Regions from separate parts of the Mus musculus genome. Here region 1 is linked to region 2. Evidence: chromatin loops called from intact Hi-C (ENCODE). Cell type or tissue: heart. All regions are shown on one strand. Each heading gives the region's core, and the rest is flanking DNA. Links, peaks and the distances in the headings are about the cores only.

What was found. Hi-C counts contacts between places; a loop is a spot of excess contacts. Peaks named below come from ENCODE experiments on the same cell type or tissue, not always from the same donor. Only the 100,000 strongest peaks of a DNase experiment are listed, where the experiment ranks them.
Region 1: it touches region 2 in a loop (2.6-fold over the local background); 4 of 42 quality-filtered maps call a loop at or near these places.

Annotation. Positions count from the first base shown.
Region 1 is chr6:24,540,415-24,545,801 of GRCm38, forward strand. All of the region lies in intron 1 of Asb15 (ankyrin repeat and SOCS box-containing 15), which reads left to right. Among named protein-coding and RNA genes, the nearest start is that of Asb15, 15 kb to the left of the region's middle. In heart, for the core only: no CTCF peak of the experiment used is centred there; DNase peaks (open chromatin) are centred at 2,177 and 2,827; H3K27ac peaks cover 326 bases.
Region 2 is chr6:24,595,274-24,600,660 of GRCm38, forward strand. It overlaps Lmod2 (leiomodin 2 (cardiac)), which reads left to right and starts at 2,498. Exons shown (of 3, transcript NM_053098.2): 1 at 2,498-2,882. The coding sequence starts at 2,610. In heart, for the core only: a CTCF peak has its summit at 2,262; DNase peaks (open chromatin) are centred at 2,418 and 4,548; H3K4me3 peaks cover 3,414 bases; H3K27ac peaks cover 4,035 bases.

The DNA.
Region 1 (5,387 bases), core at 166-5,165, 55 kb before region 2:
GTGTGACTCTCCTGGAGGAGTTCGGTGCTAATACATTTGACTCAGGACTTCAGTTTCCAGAAGAAGCAGGGCAATCATCTAAATACTTTAGAAGCAAGATAGAAACTGATAACTTCTTTCCTTTCATTTCTACTTTGTTCCCAATGATTGATATATATATATATATATATATATATGGCATTTTTTTCAGAAGGCAGAACTTTGTCTGCAGTTCTTACAGGGCTTTATAAAAAGGTACTGCAGTGGGTGTATTATAAATGGATCTGAGGGACAGTGCATGGATTATGTGTAATGGTAGCAAGAGATGTATTTCATTTCATGATGACAAGCCTGCAGACCTCATGCTTGTTTTCAGGAACATAAAGTACCCGGGGGTAAAGTGAGGCACTCAGGGCCTGCATGTGCCTTAATTAAATATGGACACAGGGATACTCCAGCGCTCCCTTGGAATTCCCATTCAATACCACCCAAACTCTCTTATCCTCTAAAGAGAAATGGCTGAGTCTGAGTCCAAGGGCAGTCTCTAAAAGTACATCTCAGGCATTCTAACCTCAGATTCTCCATGTCCTTTGCTATAATTATCCCCTTGAACCAGGACATGCATGTGTTCCTAAATATAGAGAGAAGGGAGGTGTCTCTGGATGTCGTTCACATTACATTTACCTTCATCAGGGTGGTGCTATTCAGTAATGCTTTGGTCTTCAGTCATACCTTTCTGAAACTCACCCTCACCAGCAAACCAAAGACACATTTACACAAATTATTTACTAATTTACAATTTCACACGCACATTGTCTGAAATCAGATTCATTTATTTTCACTTTGAGAAATGACACTTTCAAAAATGGCAGTTGTAAAAGTAATTATTAATAACACGAGCAGATCACTTTTTACTCAAAGGGTGTTATTATATATGTGTATGGATGGCTGTGTACTTGAGGAGTAGGCCTAATAAAGGTTGTGGATGACATAGGCACATTATTATTACTGTTTCCATAATACTGGTGAGTACATTGAGTCTCGATACTTCTTATTATTTGGGAAGAGGTCTTAGTCTGTAGGCCAAGCTGGTCTTGAGCATATGATACACCTGCCTCTGCCTCTGCCTCTGCCTCTGCCTCTGCCTCTGCCTCTGCCTCTGCCTCTGCCTCTGCCTCTGCCTCTGCCTCTGCCTCTGCCTCTGCCTCTGCCTCTGCCTCTGCCTCTGCCTCTGCCTCTGCCTCTGCCTCCCCAGTCAGTGCTAGCATCACAGGCATTTGCTACTACACATGACTCAAACTCTAAAGCAAATAGAGTTTGCTTTAATGCTCTAAAGGTGATAGAGACAATGAGGTAAAGCAGTATTTATTTGTAAGTGTGTTATTCAATACCTCAAGTCCTTAGTCACGAAAGTTCTCATCTCTCTCTCTCTCTCTCTCTCTCTCTGTGTGTGTCTGTGAGTGTGTGTGTGTGTGTGTGTGTGTGTATGAGCCACTTTAAATATCCTATTGAATCTGATTTGGGACAGAAATATACAGTAACTATTCTGTACATGTGACAGCACAAAATGCTTTAAGATCAAAAGACATCACTGCAATGTGCTGAACCACATTTGAACATGTTGAATTCTCTTTTTTCCATAAGTTCTACTAAACTCCAAATATTTACTTGAATTTTTCAGATAGACATTAAACAGCATTGTATGAAAACTGAAGCAGTTAGCATCTTGAGTGTCTTTGATAACAATTATATGAAAAAGTTCCATCAGGTTAATAATTTTAAAAATGTATATGACTCTTAATCCCCATCCCTTACTTTGCAGTCTTCAGTTTACAGTGTTATAAATGTAAATTGTTTTTCAAAGTTTGCTCCAAGGATGACAGAAGCACTCCTTGTTTATCACAGCTAAAGGGCAGGCAGGAAGCCTGCTCCTTCCATACTGTGTCTTTCTGAAGTAGAAGGTCAATGGCAGATTTACTACAATATTCATATTTCCTCAATGGCACCAAAGACAAAGAGGTAAAAAGAAAACTCAAGTCTAACCTGTTTCTTCTCCCAGAATCCTACAGTAGGAAAAGGCAGGAAGGTCAATGCCAATGAAGACAATTTGGAGCTGTGGGATGAGGGCTGGGAAATGTCACTCAACCCCAGAAGTCTGGAGGCTAGAGATCCTTGGACAGGGTTGTGTCACTGGAAAAGGGAGAGGGACAGACAGAAGCCAGATGGCTCTGTGAATGTTGACAGTGGTTGGGTAACAAAGATAGCCCTGTCAAAAAAATCTCCAGGCAGGTTGTTCCCACCAGGAAACTGGTAAATAAAACAGCAGGTTTTATTAGCTGTAGTTAATTTTTTTCTTCTGATTTTGTGGCCCTTTAAGGATATAGCCCCTTAAACTAAAATATTTTTCTGTTTTGTTTTTGCTTGCTTTACATCTGCTACATACTTGAAAAAAAACCCACTATTCCATATATTTGCTTATTGAGCTGTGCATTTTTGGTCAGAATGGATACAGCTGAAAGCTCTGTATCAGATCATGTCTGGCAGTTCTTAAAAGCAAACCACAGTCAAGACAGTAAATTGGTGTAAGATCATTGCATCCAATGTCATTTGATTTGGGTCTAAAAGTTGAGGAATGAAAAAAAATAGTTGGTATTGAAATCACAGGAAATCACACCTTTACATCTTGATTTCATTCTACAATCTGCTTTGACTTCTGTGGGTAGAAGGTCTTGCTCTTCCAGCACGGAGCCTCCCTGGAGCTGAGTCAGCAGATCATGTTTTCTGTAAACTCTTTGAGCCAATCAGAACACAGTTAATCTTATTATTCTTCCATGGGCTTGTGTTTCTTTTGATGAGAGTCAATAGAAGTCATGGGTAATTCTTTTCTGCGTGCCAGGGAACACTTGTGTTTCTGCTGCACAAGGTCAGATCTTAATTTAACAACCGACTGAATACTTAATTTTAGATACACTGAGGAACACATTAGCTCCACGGCACTTCCCCTGGTTTAGGAAGCCAAGGCCCCGGGTAAGAATAACAAGACGATCATTCCAAAAGGTGAGATTATGAACTATTTGATCTGTACCTCACCAGCTTACTTATGGAGGGAGTGTCAGCACTGGAAACATTTGGAACAGATGGGCACACTGGGGGTGGTGGAAACTCATTACTTCAAGCCTGATTGGTCACCTATGGGCTCACCTATCTAATTATAGCATAAAGCTGGGATCGATTTGTTGATTTATAGACCATCAACTCAGTAATTATTATGCATCACAGAATCATATCATCAGAAAAAGAGGTCAAGTAGGAATATATTAATGAGGAATACCCATGTGCATGATGTAGATCCCCAAGAGCCTTATGTTTTTTTCATGGTTTCTAGGGAGGGGAAATGACATTTGTCAGTAATTAACATAAATATCCCTGAAGTCTCGTTTTTATCACTGATTGCAAAAGATAGATGTTTTGTGTTCAGATTAAAAAAAATATTCTTTAAGATGGAAAAGAAAAATGCTGAACTGGGTAGATCTGGAAATGTAATCGTGTGGGTGATACTATAGACTTGTGGGGCTTCAAGGCCTTAAGATGCAGCAGATGCCAATGCTCCTCGGCTATTCCTGAAAATTTTATAGGAAATTGTCAATATAGAAAATGGCTTTATTTCTAAAGAATACCTATCACTGTTTCATGGTTGAAGCACTAAAAATATCATAATTTTATACTTTAGTTGTTTCTATAAGGGTACCTAATAATTTCTAATGAAAATATGCCCCATGTTTTCCCCTGGAGTCAATTAGTTTGTGAACTGTTTAAATTATTTTACAAAACTTTTTCTGAGGTTTATGAATTTGTAGGTTACAGAATGATACCTGCATTTCAAGAATCCTTCAGCTGTAGTGAACCAGCTAGACCTGTGTGGTCTCTTAGAGATAACCTCATCTCCACCATCCCTTTGATGTCTGTGCATGAGCAGATTGCCTGGCCAACTTGGTTTTGGTTTCACTTGTGAAACTGGAAGAGTGTGTTGTGAACAGTGAGTTACTCGGTCCATATAATGCAGTCAGTACAGGAGGCTTCAGTAGACATTTGCTATGGGGATTTTTAAGTTCACTAAATACATACTTTCTGAGGAACAACTGTGATTGATTTTTGCCTTAGTGCTAACCCTGAAAGAGCAGAAAGAGCACCTGAAAGGTGTCTACCATATATTGATTTTAAATGATTGATTTATTTTAATAAGTCTTCATTACACTTGTTTACATATGTGTGTATACATGTGTAGGTGCGTGTTCATGTGATGACATACTTGTGAAGCTCAGAAGAGAACTTTCAGGAATGGGTTCTCTTTTTTACCACATGGCAGCAAGCAACTTTACCAACTAACCTATTTTGATAGCCCGTTTATTATTTTTTATTTGCACATGTGTGTGTGTATACATATACTCATGTGCATACGGAGGCCTGAGGTCAGCACTGGGCATCTCCCACTCTCATCACTCTCTAGCTTATCCTTGGTTCTTCAGATGGACCTGGAGAATGAGGACAATGAGTCCAGAGCTAAGGGCTTCAGACATAGATTATGATGCTAGGTTGGTTGGTTGGTTGTGTTTGGTTTGGTTTTTATATGGGTGCCGGGTATTCTAACTTAGGTCTTCATTTCTTTATGCAGTAGATGCTTTACTGATTGCGCCATCACCCAGCGTCTAGAACACAGTATTTAAAAGCAAGAAACTCTAATAATATCCATACTGTATTGGTAGGTGGGTATCTGTATTGGATACTGTCTGGAGGGTCCTGAGTCTGAAACACAGCTGACATTGAATATGTATTTTTGAATGGTGGATAGAATACCCTGAATCCATTAAGACAATTACTGTTGGAAACCCATGGACAAGTTTTCTTTTGTGTTTTTGTCTATCCATAGAGAGATGTTTTCCACACTATGAAGTTGACTCTCAACAAGGTATTATATTCTGTGATGATCTGAGTATCGAAAAGGAGACATTAGTACTGATAATGTCTTCAAGAGAATTCATTAAGTGAATAAACAGCTTTTCTCAAGGATGCTAAGTAACATCTATGCCAGCCTGGAAGCCTCTGTCCTGTGTTAATTTCTGTTCCACGTTTGTCCTTGTCAGCAGAGCACAAGCACATATAAGACTTGCTTATTAAGTCTGTGAATACACAGACGTTGGGAGGGTAGAGATGCATCCAATCTTGGCAGATGGGAATAAAATTCAAACTTCAGAAATGGATGCTCACAGTCAGCTATTGGATGGATCACAGGGCTCCCAATGGAGGAGCTAGAGAAAGTACCCAAGGAGCTAAAGAGATCTGCAACCCTATAGGTGGAACAACATTATGAACTAACCAGTACCCCGGAGCTCTTGACTCTAGCTGCATAT
Region 2 (5,387 bases), core at 162-5,161:
TTTTCCAACTTAAAAAAACAAAACAAAACACCATGTCTTCCACAAAAGCCCATGGTTCAAGATCAAAAATAAAACCCAATGATGTTAGTAAACTTGACTTACTCATCACTCAACATGTTAGTAAATCCAAACCACACTGAGCCTCAAATATTATGAACAACTATTCTGTATCTTCAAAACATAAAAGTAATTTTTTAGAAATTAATTAATCATACATAGTTTCAGTATTTGGTCTCTGAATGTCATTTCTGGATAGTGTTGTTTGATTCTGAAGGCAGAACTCTATGAGTTAAAACGAAACATATTTAGCCGAACCATTCATGCCGAAGAATGAATTGAGAGAACTCAGACTCCCTAATTTGACTGCATCACAAAGCTACAAAGCATGAGAGTAAAGAGTGTTGGCAGAGAGGTGGACACACAGCTGCAGACCAGAACCACCCAGAAGCCCAGCCTTACATCACTGATCAGCTACATTTCCACAGAGGTGCCAAACAATTTAGCAGAAAAGAGAGTTTTCTTGACAAATAATTTACAGAAGAGTATAGATATAGATATAGATATAGATATAGATATAGATATAGATATAGATATAGATATATATTACTTTCTACACAGATAAAAATTTTATCAAAATAAGCCTAAACCTAACAAGCAAAATCTGAAAAACTTTTGAGCAAAACACAGGGGTAAATCTCTGTGCCTGGGGATTAGGAAATTGATTTTTAAACTATAAACACTGAGAAACACCAATAGAATAAGAAAGGCTCATCAAAAAAAAAATCACTTTTTTTTTTCTTTTTAAGATTTCTTTCTTTCTTTCATGTATGTGGGTATACTGTCGCTGTCTTCTGACACACCAGAAGAGGAATCATTACAGATGGTTGTGAGCCCCCATGTGGTTGCTGGGACTTGAACTCAAGACTTCTGGAAAAGAAGTCAGTGCTTTTAACCACTGAGCCGTCTCTTCAGCCCCAAATCACTCTTCTAAAAACACTAAAAGGCAGACCAAAAACCACTTGTCTCCTCAAAGTATTTGTTTCTCGAATACATAAACAATTCACAACGGTGTAAAAAGACAACTCAATTTAGAAATAAGCCCAAAACTTGCATATTTTACTAAGGGCCATTAAACACATGAAACTATACTCCATTAGTAATAGGAAACTGAAAACCACCGACCGGTTCTCACCGGACATGGCTGTGACCAGGAAAACCAACAATAAGAGGCAATGAACAGAAATGGCAGTGCTCTCCGCCTGCTGTGGGAAAAGCACGGGTGAGCCATCTTAGAAAATGGGTTTTCAACTTCCTTACAAGTCATTTTGTCCTATAACCCAAAGCTCTACTACAGAGCAGTAAAAGCCATGAGAGAATTAGAAGCCTTTCAGGTAAGTGCATGCAACATCGTTAGTCATAGCCCAGTCCTAGAAATAACCTGAATATCACCAACAGCTGAGTTCTTACATGCTCTATGTTGTGCATGTGTCGGGATATGTATATTCCTATGCACACACATTACTACAGTCTTATACATCTGTAGTCTATAATTATTATGAAATCCTACAAACTCTATAAATAGTATAATATCTTCACAAGAGTGAATACATTTGTATAATTAAAAATTATCCAGATACCACTTTGGTTAAAAATTATAGACCCTTCCACTCCTTAGCTCTGTTTTTCTAGGCTAGTTACTCAACCTTCCAGGGGTCTATGCTTGTCAGATATGGGCAAGGATAATACTCCCCATAAGATTATGGGACTAAATGACATAAAACGTGCAGAGTGCTTAGCATTGGACTGTCCTGTGACAGTCTCTGATAAATTGGAATAATCCAGTTTCTATTCACATACAGGAAGGAGAAGGCAGCCATTTGGTGAAGTGGAGACAACTCCTGCCCTTCCAGCTGTCGGCTTTCAATTTTTTTCCCTTAGTCTCTCAATCTCGATTGCCAAAATCTGTAAATGAGGGTCTAAAGTACAGGCAGCTAGAAAAATCACAGGACAGATACTGCAAAGCACTAAATGATAAAATCCTGTTTTATCATAGCTTCCGTCCCCATCACACCACCCAGGGTATGTTTATAAAAGAACCAGACTAACTACCCACAGGACAATGTGGGGCTATTTCCCAACCCCTAAGTTCCTAATGAAAGGATCCGTTCACGTCCTCAGTGTCTGTGGTAAGACGTTCTCAAAACAAAGTTTATCCTCCGTTGTTTGAACACAAAGAAAGGAGAACCATGGCACCTCCTATCTGAGACACTCCGCCTGGCCTCACCAGCTATCAGGCACAAGCTAAATATGGCTCTGGCCACTGTGTGAATAATCCCTGCTGGTTCTGAGACCTCCATCCACCACTGATGTGACATTCTTTGTGTTCAAATGTCTAGCTGACGTCTGATGCCTAAAACAGCCCATGCCTTCACCCTCTCCACATTGTCACGGCCCTGCATCACCGCTCTTAAAAGGTTCCTGAGGCCACTCCTCACACCAGCTGCTGACCAGCCCGACCAGCCTGACGCTCGCTCGCCTCCCTGTCTGCCTCTGCTTGCCTTGAATGCCTGGTTCTTTAAGCTCTTGGGGAGTCTGACAAGGCCGGGACCATGTCTACGTTTGGCTACAGAAGGGGACTTAGTAAATATGAATCCATTGATGAGGATGAACTTCTGGCCTCCCTCTCACCTGAAGAGCTGAAGGAGCTTGAGAGGGAGCTGGAAGACATTGAACCTGACCGAAACCTTCCTGTGGGGCTAAGGCAAAAGAGTCTGACAGAGAAAACCCCAACAGGAAACTTCAGCCGAGAGGCGCTGATGGCGTATTGGGAAAAGGAGTCCCAAAAACTTTTGGAGAAGGAACGGCTGGGGGAATGTGGAAAGGTAGGCTCTGAGGACCATACCCATCTGTGCCCATCGTCTTGATCCCCACCCCCACTCCAAAGACAGACAGCCCTGTTTTCTGTAGCTTCGCAGTAGTTATGGCTTTAGCTTTCTTATAACTCAATGGTATCCATTACAGAAATATTTTCTAGGCCAAAATGGTCTCACTCCTGGTGAAAAAAAAATTTTTTTTTTTTATTTTTGGTTTTATTAGCTTTTGTTTTTTGTTTGTTTGTTTGTTTGTTTTGTTGTTTTGTTATATTTTTGCTTCTAATTTAAAAAAATGGGAACCTGGAGAGAAAAAGTGTTTCCCAACCAGAGTGTGGGTTTGAAGGGGTCATCAAATACTCTAAGGCACTGAAGTTGTATAGCATGTTTCTGATGCAATTTTTTTTAAGAGAAATAAATCCATTTCCTGATTCTTTGACAGTAATAATGGCAGCAATAAAGTTAGTTTCATGTTTCCAATGACCACAAATCCAAGGCTGTGAGGAAAATGTGGGAACGAGAGACAGGAGCCCTGGTTCTTTGTCCTGTTCTGTCGTTAACTTGTTAGTTTGCACAGACAAACATTTCTTCAGGGTTCTTTTGCCACCCACCATCCCATCCATCCATCCATCCATCCATCCATTGAGGGATCTCAATTTTTTGTTCCTTTTTGTGAAAAAAAAAAAAAAGATCCTCTCTTTTGAGGTTTTAAGATGTTCTAGAGTTTTCCTCAAAGAAAATTCACACTTTTGCGTATAGTTCTAAATGATGAAACCCACTAAGGGTTGTGGTTAAGAGTGCATGTACAGACCCATCTCTTGAGAATCTTCCTACTTCCTGATGGGCATTCTGAGACTAGGAAACACACTTGTGTTGGAGAACTCGGGTCCAGGAAGCCCTTGTGTGTTGCCCAAGGAAGAGTCATTTTGAATATCCCAGTAAGTTATCTCTGAAAGGAAGTTCAGGAGACTGATCTCCGGGAAAGTCATTACAGCAGTAGAATGTTGAAAGCAACCCTGAGTTCATGGAAGAAAACAGGCCGGGAACAACTGCTCAAAAACCCGTGTGCTCCACTGAAGTCACTTATAATCAAAAAGGTTCGTGGTGGTCAGCTTTCTCCAGTATCGATCTGGGAGCTGTGGTGATCTCAGTGATAGCTTCATGCCCCACATTTGTAGCTAGATATGTGTGAGCATTGCCTGTGTCAGCCAGGCATCACGGGAAGGGCCACTAGGACCAAGGCAGGATCTCCCAAGGCCACTACGGCTGTAGTAGTGAGGAACCAGAGGAGGAGATGAGGAGGGAACCCATGACCAGTCAAGATCTGAGCTAGTCAGTTCTTCTGAGAACATCAGAGTTGGATTTGCTTTGCTTATTTGTTTCAGCCTGATGTCATAGAATGACATCATATTATACTTACTAAAGAATTTCCTTCAAAATAAGAATACAACTGTTCATAAGAAGCCAGGACATGGAGACACCTACAACAATACCCTGACAAAGGCATTTTAATGTCATAATGTTATGACAGCAGAAAGAACCAAAGGGCAAAGCCTGCTGTCAGCTGTTGCCGAGCTCCACCTCATGCTGCCAAAGGTTCTGCTGATCCTGCCAATGGCTTATCGGCCCAATTAGTGCGGCTGTCTTCTTTACCAACTCTGATTCCTTTCTGGGATGCTTAACTTTTCTCCCACTTCACCGTTCCAGCCAGCTGTCCCTGGAGTCACAAGGGTACTGAGCAGAGAGAGTAAACCAGTCCTACCCGCAGGGAAAATTTCCAAGCAGCTGAGGGGAGAGGGGAGCAGGTGCCTGTCTCAGTGACAATGGGACAAAGAGGTCCCATGAGGAGAAGCTGGGGTCTGAATGGTGCTTGTGGGATCAGGCTACTGACTTTGTGAAGGTTTCAGAATATTCTTAATAGTGCCTCCTGAGGGTCAGCCTTTTTTTTTCATCAATCTAGGTTGACCCAAATGTGTACTATATCAGATCTAGGTACCCTGGGAATGCGACAGCGCCGTTCTCCTCACTAACTAGAGTATCAGCTGGGTCTAAGGCAATCAGGTGCCAATGACTTTTCTCACAGTATCTCATTTCATCTTACTGTTTTTCACTTGAGTGCCGAGACTAGGAGAAATTCAGGAACTTATGTGAGAGTAGCAGCTTGTCAGTCAAGTTGGAACTGAAACTAGAGACTCTTGGCATGAAGGCCGTTTTTCAGACTTGTAGATGCCTGGACAGCAGGATAGACTTCACTTGGTACTACGAACAGCACAAATTCTAAGCCTCTTCAGTATCTGCAGATAAGGAACTCTTGAGGGTGGGGCCCAACCAGCTGCAGTCTACCAATTCTGCCCAGTAATTAGGACACATGCTAACATGGACTATAAGAACCATTCAATTCCTTGAGACTCAGAAAAGATTTAGTGGTTTGTCTAAAGGCAACTTCCTATTTATAAGGAGAGCTGGGACAAGGGCCGAAAGCCAGGCCTCTTGCTTCTGTGTAGATGTGATGGTGTG